Regions from separate parts of the Mus musculus genome. Here region 1 is linked to region 2. The links are chromatin loops, found by intact Hi-C in ENCODE. Cell type or tissue: heart. All regions are shown on one strand. Links, peaks and the distances in the headings refer to the core of each region. The heading gives the core; the rest is flanking DNA. Region 1 holds the start of Rsad1 (radical S-adenosyl methionine domain containing 1). Region 2 holds the start of Gm51874 (a long non-coding RNA gene).

Region 1 (5,373 bases), core at 189-5,188, 170 kb before region 2:
GAGAGATTTCTCCTGACTCATAAGCACACCTTCAGAGGCTCTCCAATGGGAGAAACCCCAAACTCCCACAGGAGCGGAAGGCTTTCGGTCCTGTTTGGCGGCCTGTCTCCAGCCTCTCCAGTCACAGGAATGACACAGCTTCTCCTCCAAACATGCAAAGTTCTTCCACATCCTGTGCCCTTTCCTCCCACACCCCTCCAACCTGGTCAACACCTGCTCTGTCTCACTCACACATCATTTCCTCCAGGAAGGCTTCCAGGATTTCATCAGGCTGGGCTCCCCTCAGTACTCTAATAAGCCTTCGGAGGTTCCTCTAGAGGTAGCAGTTACTGTGCCATGGTCCGGCTGCCAGCCTGTTCCAGGTCTCCAATCACAGAACAAGCCGCATCCTGTATTTTTTTTTCCCTTCCTTTCTTTCATGTCTATATATGTGAAGTGTGCCTATGTATATATGTGTTCACATGTGTGTGAGGGCAGGGGTGAGTGTGTGTGTGTGTGTGTGTGTGTGTGTGTGTGTGTGTTTGTGGAAGCTCAGGGTTGACAATGGGGGTCTTCTTTACCTTTTTATAGATTTATTTATTTATTATACAGGATTCTGCCTGCATTCGTGCCTGCACCAGATCTCATTACAGGTGCTTATGAATCACAATGTGGGTGCTGGGAATTGAACCCAGGTCCTCTGGAAGAGCAGCCAACAACACTCTTAACCTCTGAGCCGTGTCTCCAGCCCATCTTCCTTCATTTTTTGCTACCTTACTCACTGAGTCGAAACCACAGTTGATACGGTTAAGTCTGGCTAGCCAGCATTAAGCAAGGCGAAGGGCGGATTCCTTCATCTGTGCCCTCAAGTGCTGGGATTGCAGGCAGGCTGCCATACCCAGCCAGCGTTTGTGTGGGTGGGTGAGGATCCAAGGGCTGGTTTACACTTGCCCAGTAAGTGCTCTAACCACTGCACCATCCCTTACCCACACCTGTGCAGCACCTACCATGTGGCAGGTACTACATGAAACGCCTAGACTATAAAGGGTTAAGCCAGCTGGGCCTTGTGGCCTGTAATTCCAGGAGTTGGAAGGCTGAGGCAGGAAGACTGCTGGGAGTTTGAGGCTAACCTGGGCTACAGTGTGAGCTCCTGTCTCAAAGTCATAATGATAATAATAATAATAAAATAATGGCAGCTAGTGATATAGCTCTTTGTGGAATGCTTGCCTACATGCCTTGGGGTTTGATTTTTATTATTATACAAACTGGGCATGGTGGCACATGTCTGTAGTCCTAGTATTAAGATGGAGACAGAAGAGTCAGGAGCTCAAGGTCAACCCTTGGCTACATATAAAATTTGAGGCTAGCCTGAGCTATAGGGTACCCTGTCTCAAAATAACGAAGACATTAATAATAATAATAATAACAATAATGATGTTGATGATGATGATGCCAAAGCCTGCCTCAGGAAGTGTATGGGCCAATATGTCAAGAGACAAACAGTAAGAAAAGTGTCACTACACAATCTACTGTGTACTAGACCCTGGTGCCCAGAAATGTTTTCTCAATGACTAAACACCATCCTAGGATCTGGGAGCACTGGGGTAGGGTGAGTGAGGTAGGTCACCTGTAAACCAATGGACAACCTGTTCACTCCTGCTGCTCCAAAAGCTGCCAGCCTAGGACCTGGGGCTGAAGTGGGGTTAGCCTCCAAGGTGACTTCCGAATCGGCAGGCAGGTAGACTTCCTGAGCCACAGCCTCCAGGACAGCAGCCACAGTGTGGGGACTGGCCAGACTCGGGGTTCCTCCACCAAAGAACACAGACTCTACTCTGGAGGAAGAGGATGGAGACATAAAACCCCGGGGAAAACCCTTGGGGAACATCCTCCTGTAGTGTCCTCTCCGCCCAAGACCTTGTCTAATGTCCCCAGTACTGACCTCTGCACCCCGCTGAGCCGCAGCAGCGTCCTTGCCTCAGTCACCAGGCAATTCCGCACGGTCCCCTCCTCCACGCCGCGGGGGATGTACTTATTGAAGTTGCAGTAGCTGCAGCGTTTCTCGCAATAAGGCCACTGGGGACAGGGGATGCGTGTGTGAGCTAAGGCGGGGCTCTGGGCTGCCCAGGCCACTTCCAGGGTTTATCTCACACATCCCCGTTCCCATTCTGAGGTTGGTCAGCGGTGGTTGCGACAACTAAGCCACTCTGCGTCCCGTGGGCAGATGGCGATGAGATTACTATGCCCACTTTCGTGAGACAAAACAGGTTCCAAGAGGGACACCCAGCTAGTAAGCACCAGACTTGAGGTTTTTGGCCAAACACTTATTCCGGTGGCGAATGACGCGGGCAGATGTTGTACCAGATGTAATGTTAGGCACGGACAGCGTGCATGTGGGCTATGAACGGAACAGCCACGGCCACCGCCTCCTTCTGCTCTCCCCTACTCACTCACGTGCACGTAAAGCGCCGCACGCGTGCTCGCGGACTCAGGACTCGGAGGCTGTCCCAAGCTGTCCACACGGGGGCGCCGCTGGGCCGCCCTGGCCGCTGCCACCCATCTGCCGGTCCGGACCCCGGAGGGAACCATGGCGCGCAAGGCGGCAGAAAGGAGGGATGCGAGACCTCGACAGCGTGCCCAGCAGGGGTGTACCCGGGGCTGGGCCGCGTGGATAGCCCTGGCGGAAGTCAGAGGGGCTGCGTGACCTCGTATTGCCTCTCCCGGAGTGGCTAGAGAGCCCACGGCCTCGTGTCTGCGGCGCCACCTGGTGGACACTGTTGCACACACAGCCTATTCGTTCTCAAGGACACAGCCAGTCTATCTTTTGCCAAGGACGCAGAATGCCCCGCCAGCCTCTTGGCTCCCTGTGTCAGAGCGACTTTATTGACTCATACAAGATTTCTTTGTTTGTTTGGGTTTTTTTCAGTCAGTTACTTAGATTGGTGTGTACCTGGCTCAGATCTGAAAGCCAGGCCTACTAAAATCAGGTCAGTCTAACTGGCAGGGGAGACACTAACCAAGTTAAGAGTTAATTCGGTACTAGGTAACTGGCTGTGAGCTGGTGGGCCTACAGAAGTGTGCGTGGGAGTCAGCGGAAAGGAAGCTCACGGGCTGGGTATTAGAGGAACAGAAAATCGTTGGAAGCCAGGGGCGGTGGCTCACACCTGGAATACTAGAACTCCCGGAGGATTGTGGGAGTTCCAAGCCAGCCTGGGCTACAGTGTGAGAGCCTATCTCATAGAAACAAAAGAGGGGGAAAGACATGATGGCTCAGCAAGGAACGGACAGTTGCCCTACAAAGCAGAATGGTCCCTGGATGCCAAATATGTAGTGGGAGAGAGCCTCGCTCCACATAGTGGTCCTTTTGCCTCCATGGGTGCACCTTCTAGCAAACTCATGTGTGCACATAATACACACAGATACAATAATAAAATCAATAATTGTGGCATAAATACTGTATACATACATACATACATACAGGCAAAATACCCAATTACGTTTAAACAAACGAGAGAGAGAGAGAGAGAGAGAGAGAGAGAGAAAGTAAAACCTGAGGCTGTCCCAGCAACCACATGGTGGCTCACAACCATCTATAAAGTGACCTAATGACCTCTTCTGGCACGCAGGCGTACAAACACATATATTTAAAAATAAATAAAATTTAAATATAAATAAAACTTTGTTTAAAAAAAAGAAAAAAAAGTCATGTGTGGCAGAACAGCCCTATAATCCAGGTCTGGCTGACTGCATGAGACAATGTTTCAGAAAAAAGGAAGCAGGGCTGGAGGGGCTGGCTCAGCAGTTAAGAGCACTATCGGCTCTTGCGGAGGACCCTGCACCCACACACTGTGGCTAACAACCATCTGTAAGTCGGAAACTCCAGACTTCCTCCAGCATGCACATGGTGCACAGACATATGCAGGCAAAACACATGAAATAAAATAAATATTTTTTTAAAGGAAGGGAGGGAGGGGAAAGAGAAGAAAAGAATTCCACTGGGAACTGGCTTGGCAGGGAGGGTGGGCTGTGGTCTCTGAGTCAGGCCAGTCCTTGGCATCAGATGGAAGAGGTCGCAGCAATGGTGTGTGCAGGAGAGGCAGGACACATGTGAGGGGCTTGGAGGAGCTATGCCCCAGAATGGAACGATCATGGGCTTTGGAGTCGAGTTGTCGTAAAGCAGTTCTTCCTCAAGAAAGTAAGGTGTTCGGAGTACAGCATCCAGGAAGAACCAGTCAGAACAGGCCACACTCTCTGTTCTGGTCCCCTCTAGAAGAAGGATTGTCTTTCAGTGTGTTAGCCCAGCACTATGTGGCTCTAGAGCATACAACTTAGGGAGTGCTGTTTTCCTGTCCTTCAGCTGCGGTTGGAGTGGGGCACACACAGATGAGGCTCTATCTACACCAGGCGCCCTCCCAAGCCTAGGGCACCAGCCTCAGGACATCCTGGCCTTCTTCTCTCCCTTGCTGTAATACACACTCTTCATGTAACAGGACTGAATGCTCTGTCCATGGGGCTAAGCCAGTGAAAATTAAACCTACTTCAGACAGCTAGGTCTAAGAGAGTCACATCTCTTGCCAATGATCTAATGGCTCAGGAGGCAGACGGTGTTAGGAGAAGAGAGCTGGTTTTAGAAACGGCAGGTCAAAATCCCTTCACTACCATCTTGCTATGACTGATACTTGTGGTTTTTTTTTTTTTTTTTTGCATTTTTTCATTTTGTTTATTTGTGTGTGCATGTGTACGGGCACCCATACTACAATGCTTAAGATCAGAAGACAAACCAAGGGATTTAGTTCCTTGCCTCTATTTTGGGGGTCCCAAAAGTCAAACTCAGAGCATCAAGCTTGATAAGTGTCTTTTACCCACTGATCCCTCTCACCGGTCTCCTTTTATGCATCTTTTAAAGTAGAAAGGAATGCAAACCCACCGAAGGGTGGACAATAAGTGTGATAATAGGAGTAGCGCTATTAGGAGGTGTGGCCCTGTTGGAGTAGGTATGTCATTGTGGGTATGGGCTGTAAGTCCCTCTTCCTAGCTTCCTGAAGCCAATATTCTGCTAGCAGCCTTCAGATGAAGATGTAGAACTCTCAGCTCCTCCTGCACCATGCCTGCTTGTACGCCACTATGTTCCTGCCTTGATGATAACAGACTGAATGTCTGAACCTGTAAACCAGCCTCAATTAAATGTTGTACTTATAAGAGTTGCCATGGTCACGGTATCTGTTCACAACAGTAAAACCCTAACTAAGACAGAATTTGGTACCAGGGAGTGGGGTATTTCTGTGATAGGGTTGACTATGCTTTTGTCTGGAAGGATGTGGATTGGGGGCTTTAGATTTGGAAAGCAGTGGAATGCTTTAAATGGGGCTTAATGGGCCACCCTAGTAGGAATATGGA
Region 2 (5,373 bases), core at 110-5,109:
TCTACCAAAACACTATGGTGAAACACGTGGGGTGGATGCTAAGATTAAAGGCAAAACAACCCTGCTCCACTCTTATGCTCCTCAGAAAACACTTAGGATGCATTTGATTGCAGGTGACAAAATGCAGCATACAAGGCAATGGGCGCTGGAATACTCAATGTCTATGCAGTTACAAATAAGAGAGAGAATTCTTCCTTCCCTGCATTCCGTTAACAGCCTGCAGGGACTCTTGAGGCTGGGATAACCTCAGGTTTCCTGTGCTGTTTGTTGGCAGCAGTCCCCTGTCCCTTGGAGCAAATTCATCCACTTCTAGCCTTCCTGGGGGCGCTGTCAGTTTCTGCTCAGCCCCCAGTCCCCACTCCTGCTTCAGAGTCTACATGTGACCCAGGCTGCGCTAAATACTAACATCTGGATTCTTCTCTCTCTCTCTCTCTCTCTCTCTCTCTCTCTCTCTCTCTCTCTCTCTCAATTACTTGAATTTGCAAAGTTGCAGCTGCTCCCTGAAGCCAGAAAGAGCAGAACCCACAAACTCCCCCCATGCTTAGCCTGCTCTGGGTCGAGAACAGCTTGGCACCACAGGGCCATCTGAGGGGCCGCTCTTGCTCCCTCTGAGGCTCTCTAAACGCACCCCCACCATCTGTCGGATGATTCACGCCCTGCTGGATACAAAGTCGGGGCTCAATTTGGGTCTTTGGTTTTGAGTTCATTCTGAAATCAAAGGTGTCGTGAGCTTTGTCTGACAGGCTTGGTGGCCTCAACCTCTCAGCCCCGTTCTGGGAAATGAAGATGACGCGTGTATCTTTCCACCTCCTGACCTGCTTTACCTTCCCCTGAAGATGTGAAGCAACTTCAGAGGTCCCTGGGATGAGTCCCCCTCCCTCCGGGGCTATGCGTCTCTGGAGCAGGCTGGGTACCCTTGGATGACTCCAGATCACACCATCCTACCCCCACTTCCTTCCATGCCCCATTTTCTCCATTCAGATGTGCAATCTGAATTCATTATGTGCCTCAGTTCACGTCATTGTAACTTCCACAGTCTACCTAGACCTCTCAGATTTGCAATTATTCTATTTTATCTGTGTACTTTACAGTACCTACCCGCTCCCCATTGTGGTAATTTGAATAATGGCTTCCATTTACTGCTATATATTCGAATGCTTGGTCCCCAGTTAGTGGAACTATTTGGGAAGGATTAGGAGGTGTGGCCTTGGTGGAATAGGTGTGTGGCCTTGTTGAAAGAGATGTGTTACTGGGAGTGTGGGCTTTAAGGTTTCAAAACCCCATGCCACGCCCAGTCTGCCTGCTGCCTGCAGATCAGGATGAAACAATCTTAGCTATTGCTCCAGCATCACACCTGTGTGCCTTCCAGCCACAATGGTCATGGACTGATCCTCTAAAACTGCAAGCAAGGCCCCAGTTTAATGCAATTCACCTTGATCGTGGGGTCTCTCCACAACAATAGAACAGTGACTAAGACATTGCTAGACACATGTCCTACTAGGCGAGCTTTTTGTTTGAATGTGTACATGTAAAGAGTGCTGCTTACCCTGTGACAGTTCAGGTGTGACCTTGAACTCCTGGCCACTACCATTGTCTGCAGGGAAATAGTCTCACTATTTCTCCTCAATTCTGGTCCTTTCAAGTTTAAGGCAGGCTCCCCTAGGCTGCAGTCTCTCTCTGGTAGAAGGATCTACCATTCTTCCCTTCTCTTCTCTTCTCTTCTCTTCTCTTCTCTTCTCTTCTCTTCTCTTCTCTTCTCCCTCCCTTCTCTCTCTCTCTCTCTCTCTCTCTCTCTCTCTCTCTCTCCCCCACCCACCTCTCTCTATTACTGAGGGTGAAACCGGAGACCTCTCACATCAGTTTTGGTGGTTGCATTATGATCCTTACAGAGCCTTGAGCAAGCCAACTCTCTGTTCCCTCCCACAGCCTGCTCTAAGCCAATCTTCCCACCTTTTCCTGACCTTTCCTCTCCGTGACACTATGAGCTGTGCAAGGTGGAGCGGCAGGAGGCAATGCGACAAGCTTAATCTTTTCAGAAGTCTGTGTGGATGGTCCTGAGACAAAATGTTTCTGCCAAGGGACAAGACGAACTTCAAACGTGTGCCAAGTCACCAGAGCATAGACACTGTGAGTATCACTATAGAGCCTTCTTACTTTTCTTCCTCTGTCTCTGTTTGTTCTTTCTTTCTTCCTTCCTTCCTTTCTTCCTTCCTTCCTTTCTTTCTTTCTTTCTTTCTTTCTTTCTTTTTAAAATTTTTTTAAACTTACTTATTTTTATGTATGTGAGTACACTGTCACTATCTTCAGACACACCAAGGGCATCAGATCCCCATTACAGATGGTTGTGAGCCACCATGTGGTTGCTGGGATTTGAACTCAGGACCTCTGGAAGAACAGTCAGTGCTCTTAACGACTGAGCCATCTCTCCAGCCCTCTGTCTCTGTTCTTGACTGGGATCATATGGGAGAAGAAGAGGTGAAGGATCTGGGTGAAGGACCTGGGTTCATCTCTGGGGTTGACTTCTTTGGCTAGCAGATGCAGGGATAGTTTGTCATGGGAGGTTTTATCAGAAATAACACCTGACTAAGGGAAGGGGAGGGACCTGACCGCCCAGCAGGAGTGGGTAAGGATGTCTCTAGGCAGGTTTCATCCCATGGTAAACTTAGACATATTTGAAATTCAATGAGTTTACTTGCGCATTCAGTGCCCATGAATCAGGCAACACCAGGCAGAAAGTGTTCAGGCTCCCTGGAGTGGGCGGGCTGAGGAAGGTTTTAGAAGGGATTTGTGGAGACAAGACAAAGAATATATTTGATTGATTTAAGTGGGAAAATCCCTTAGTTACAAGTCAGTGGGTGGCTTCAGATGGAGCAAATTTACATTGTACGGCTTGGGGTTTCTGTTTGCGTATACAGGAATCTAAGACATTGGAGGTGGCACCCCCCTACCCAAACAGCTATTTTACAAACAAAAAAACCATTTTTTTTTTCTGTCCCATAAAATGAGAGATGGTCTGGGTTGAGGCAGCAACCCCAGGGAGATGGCAGAATTCCTAGGAGTTGGGAGGAATCCTGTTAAAAGGAGTTTGGGGACAGCCCATTCCAGTCCCACCATTGAGCAAACAAAAGAGAGATATGAGAGAGAGAGAGAGAGAGAGAGAGAGAGAGAGAGAGAGAGAGAGAGAGGAGTCTCAAGGGGTCAAAAATCATGAGAAGGCAAGGAGATGGTAGAGAAGGAGAGTTAGAGTCCTCTGAGCTGGGAAGGGTCTAGAGTTATCCCTGATTAACAGTTCCCTTTTTCCAGGTAGAGGGAAGTAGGAGGAAGTGAGAGGAAGTAGGACCTTTGTCAATAAACATACATCCCGGGCCAAGGAGAACCTCCATTGGTTCATTGCAATGTTCAAAGCCCAGGGCTTAATCTCCAGCACTGCAAAAACTTGGCATGGTGGCACATGCCCCAAATCCCAGCACTCAGGGCAGAGGCAGGAGGAGCAGGAGTTCAGAGCCATCCTTCGTTACATAGCAATTTGAGGCCAGCTTAAATTAAGCTGGTTTGTATCTAAACAAACAAACAAGCAAACAAATACAATACCCATAGGCAAGCAAGGGGGCGCAGAGAACAGTGGGACTGACATAGCTCATCTTATTGTACTCTTCAAATACTGTGGTGATGTCTTGTTTTGACAGCCCCCCCCCCCCCCACACACACACAGTTAGAGGGTTTACAGCATCCTGCCTGGGTGTCTGCCGATGTCTTTCCGACCCCAGGTGCTCTCTTCTGGTCCTGGTGACTGTCACGGAGTTTCAGAGTTTTCCATTATTGCTATATTTATCATGACCTGCAATCAGTGACCTTTGAAGCTACTGTAGTTGCTTTGGAGTGCTACGGACTGCGCCCACATTGGGGCTGAAGAGTTAATAGATAATTGCTGTGTGTTCTGATGGCTCCACCTACCGGTTGCCTCTCCCTTCTTCTCCCCGGAGACTCCCCTCAAGCCTCCCCCATGCCAGACACAACAAAGTTGAAATGAGGTCGGTTAATAACCCTACGGTGGCCTCCAAATGCTCCAGGGAAAGGAAAAGCCACACGTCTGTCACTTCAAATAAAAAGCTAGGAATGATTAGGCTTAGCGGGGGTGGGGGTGGGGGTGGGGGTGGGGGTGGGGGGAAGCATACTGACGGTTCAGATATCCCGAAAGCCAGGCCTCTTATGCAAACAGCCTAGTTATGGGTACAAAGGAAGAGTTTGGAAGGAAATTAAGAATGTATTTCCAGTCAACATGGCGACGATAAGAAAGTAGGACAGGCTTCTTGCTGATGAGTGAAAGCTTTAGTGGTCTGGGTGGGAGATAAAACCTGCCAGAACATTCCCTTGGTGTTCAAGCCTAATCCAGATCAAAGCCATAGCTCTCTTCGGTTCCGTGAAGGCTGGGAGAGGTCAGGAGGCTGCAGAAGAAAAAGCGGCTTCCTGAGGTTGAAGCAAAGGAACTAACGGTCTGCAAACAGAACTGAGCAGGGCAAGGCCAGAAGCCAGCGGAGAAGCCGCAGCACGCTCCCACTCCTGGGAAGTTTCCGCTAAGAGCATTGCTGCAGGTGACTGGACCACACCTCGGAATGTGGCAAGTATGTTCAAATCATGTTCAAATAACTTAAGAATCTTTGAGACAAGGGCTTACAATGTAGCAGAGGCTGGGCTCAAACTTGGAACCCTCTTGAGTCACCCTCCCAAGCACTGGGACTAAGGTATGTGCACAGTTCCCTACTCAAAATAGTGCTTTTTTTTTTTTTTTTTTTTTTTGACACAGAGTCACTATGTAGTCCAGGCTAGCCTCAAACTCTTGATCCTCCTGCCCCAGCCTCCAGAGTACTGGAATTATAGGCCTGTACTGTATACCATATACTTTCTTATTTCTTTCATATTACACTTCTAGTTAATGCATGCATATATGTGTGTGTGGGTGTGTATGTGTGTGGGGTGTGTGTGTGTATGTATATATACACACACATACATATAAAATAAGCCTCAATCAGCACTGGAGCTAAGCAGATATCTACCCTCTATGCTATTATGGCTACTTCCCCTGGGGGACACAGTTACTTAGAATCTCCTGGTCTCTAGGGGCAACCAGGGCGCCAGTACTTAGCATTAGGACTCATAGCAACAAACTGAAACACCAACCAACAATCTGGAACATGCCCGCAGACGCGCCCACAGGCCAGTGGATAGAAGCCATTCCACAGTTGAAGTTCCCTCTTTCCAGAGTACTCTAGTTTGTGACAACACAGCCTGTGCCAACGGCCCTGTAATATATTTTTTAATGAACTTTGCTTTTTTTTTTCATAGACAAAATGCTATTTCACACTTAGCTGACAA

The links. A loop is a pair of places that touch in the nucleus more often than their neighbours do. Peaks named below come from ENCODE experiments on the same cell type or tissue, not always from the same donor. Only the 100,000 strongest peaks of a DNase experiment are listed, where the experiment ranks them.
Region 1: a loop joins it to region 2, with 17 times the contacts of the local background. A loop is called at or near these places in 5 of 42 quality-filtered maps.

Annotation. Positions count from the first base shown.
Region 1 is chr11:94,546,553-94,551,925 of GRCm38, forward strand. Rsad1 (radical S-adenosyl methionine domain containing 1) reads right to left here and starts at 2,655. Exons shown (of 9, transcript NM_001013381.2): 1 at 2,431-2,655; 2 at 1,919-2,052; 3 at 1,607-1,811. The coding sequence starts at 2,565. In heart, for the core only: no CTCF peak of the experiment used is centred there; DNase peaks (open chromatin) are centred at 939, 2,069 and 2,639; H3K4me3 peaks cover 1,637 bases; H3K27ac peaks cover 1,780 bases.
Region 2 is chr11:94,713,082-94,718,454 of GRCm38, forward strand. It overlaps Gm51874 (a long non-coding RNA gene), which reads left to right and starts at 4,180. Exons shown (of 2, transcript XR_003949593.1): 1 at 4,180-4,622. In heart, for the core only: a CTCF peak has its summit at 3,936 (motif pointing left); a DNase peak (open chromatin) is centred at 3,960; H3K4me3 peaks cover 505 bases; H3K27ac peaks cover 695 bases; H3K27me3 peaks cover 1,640 bases.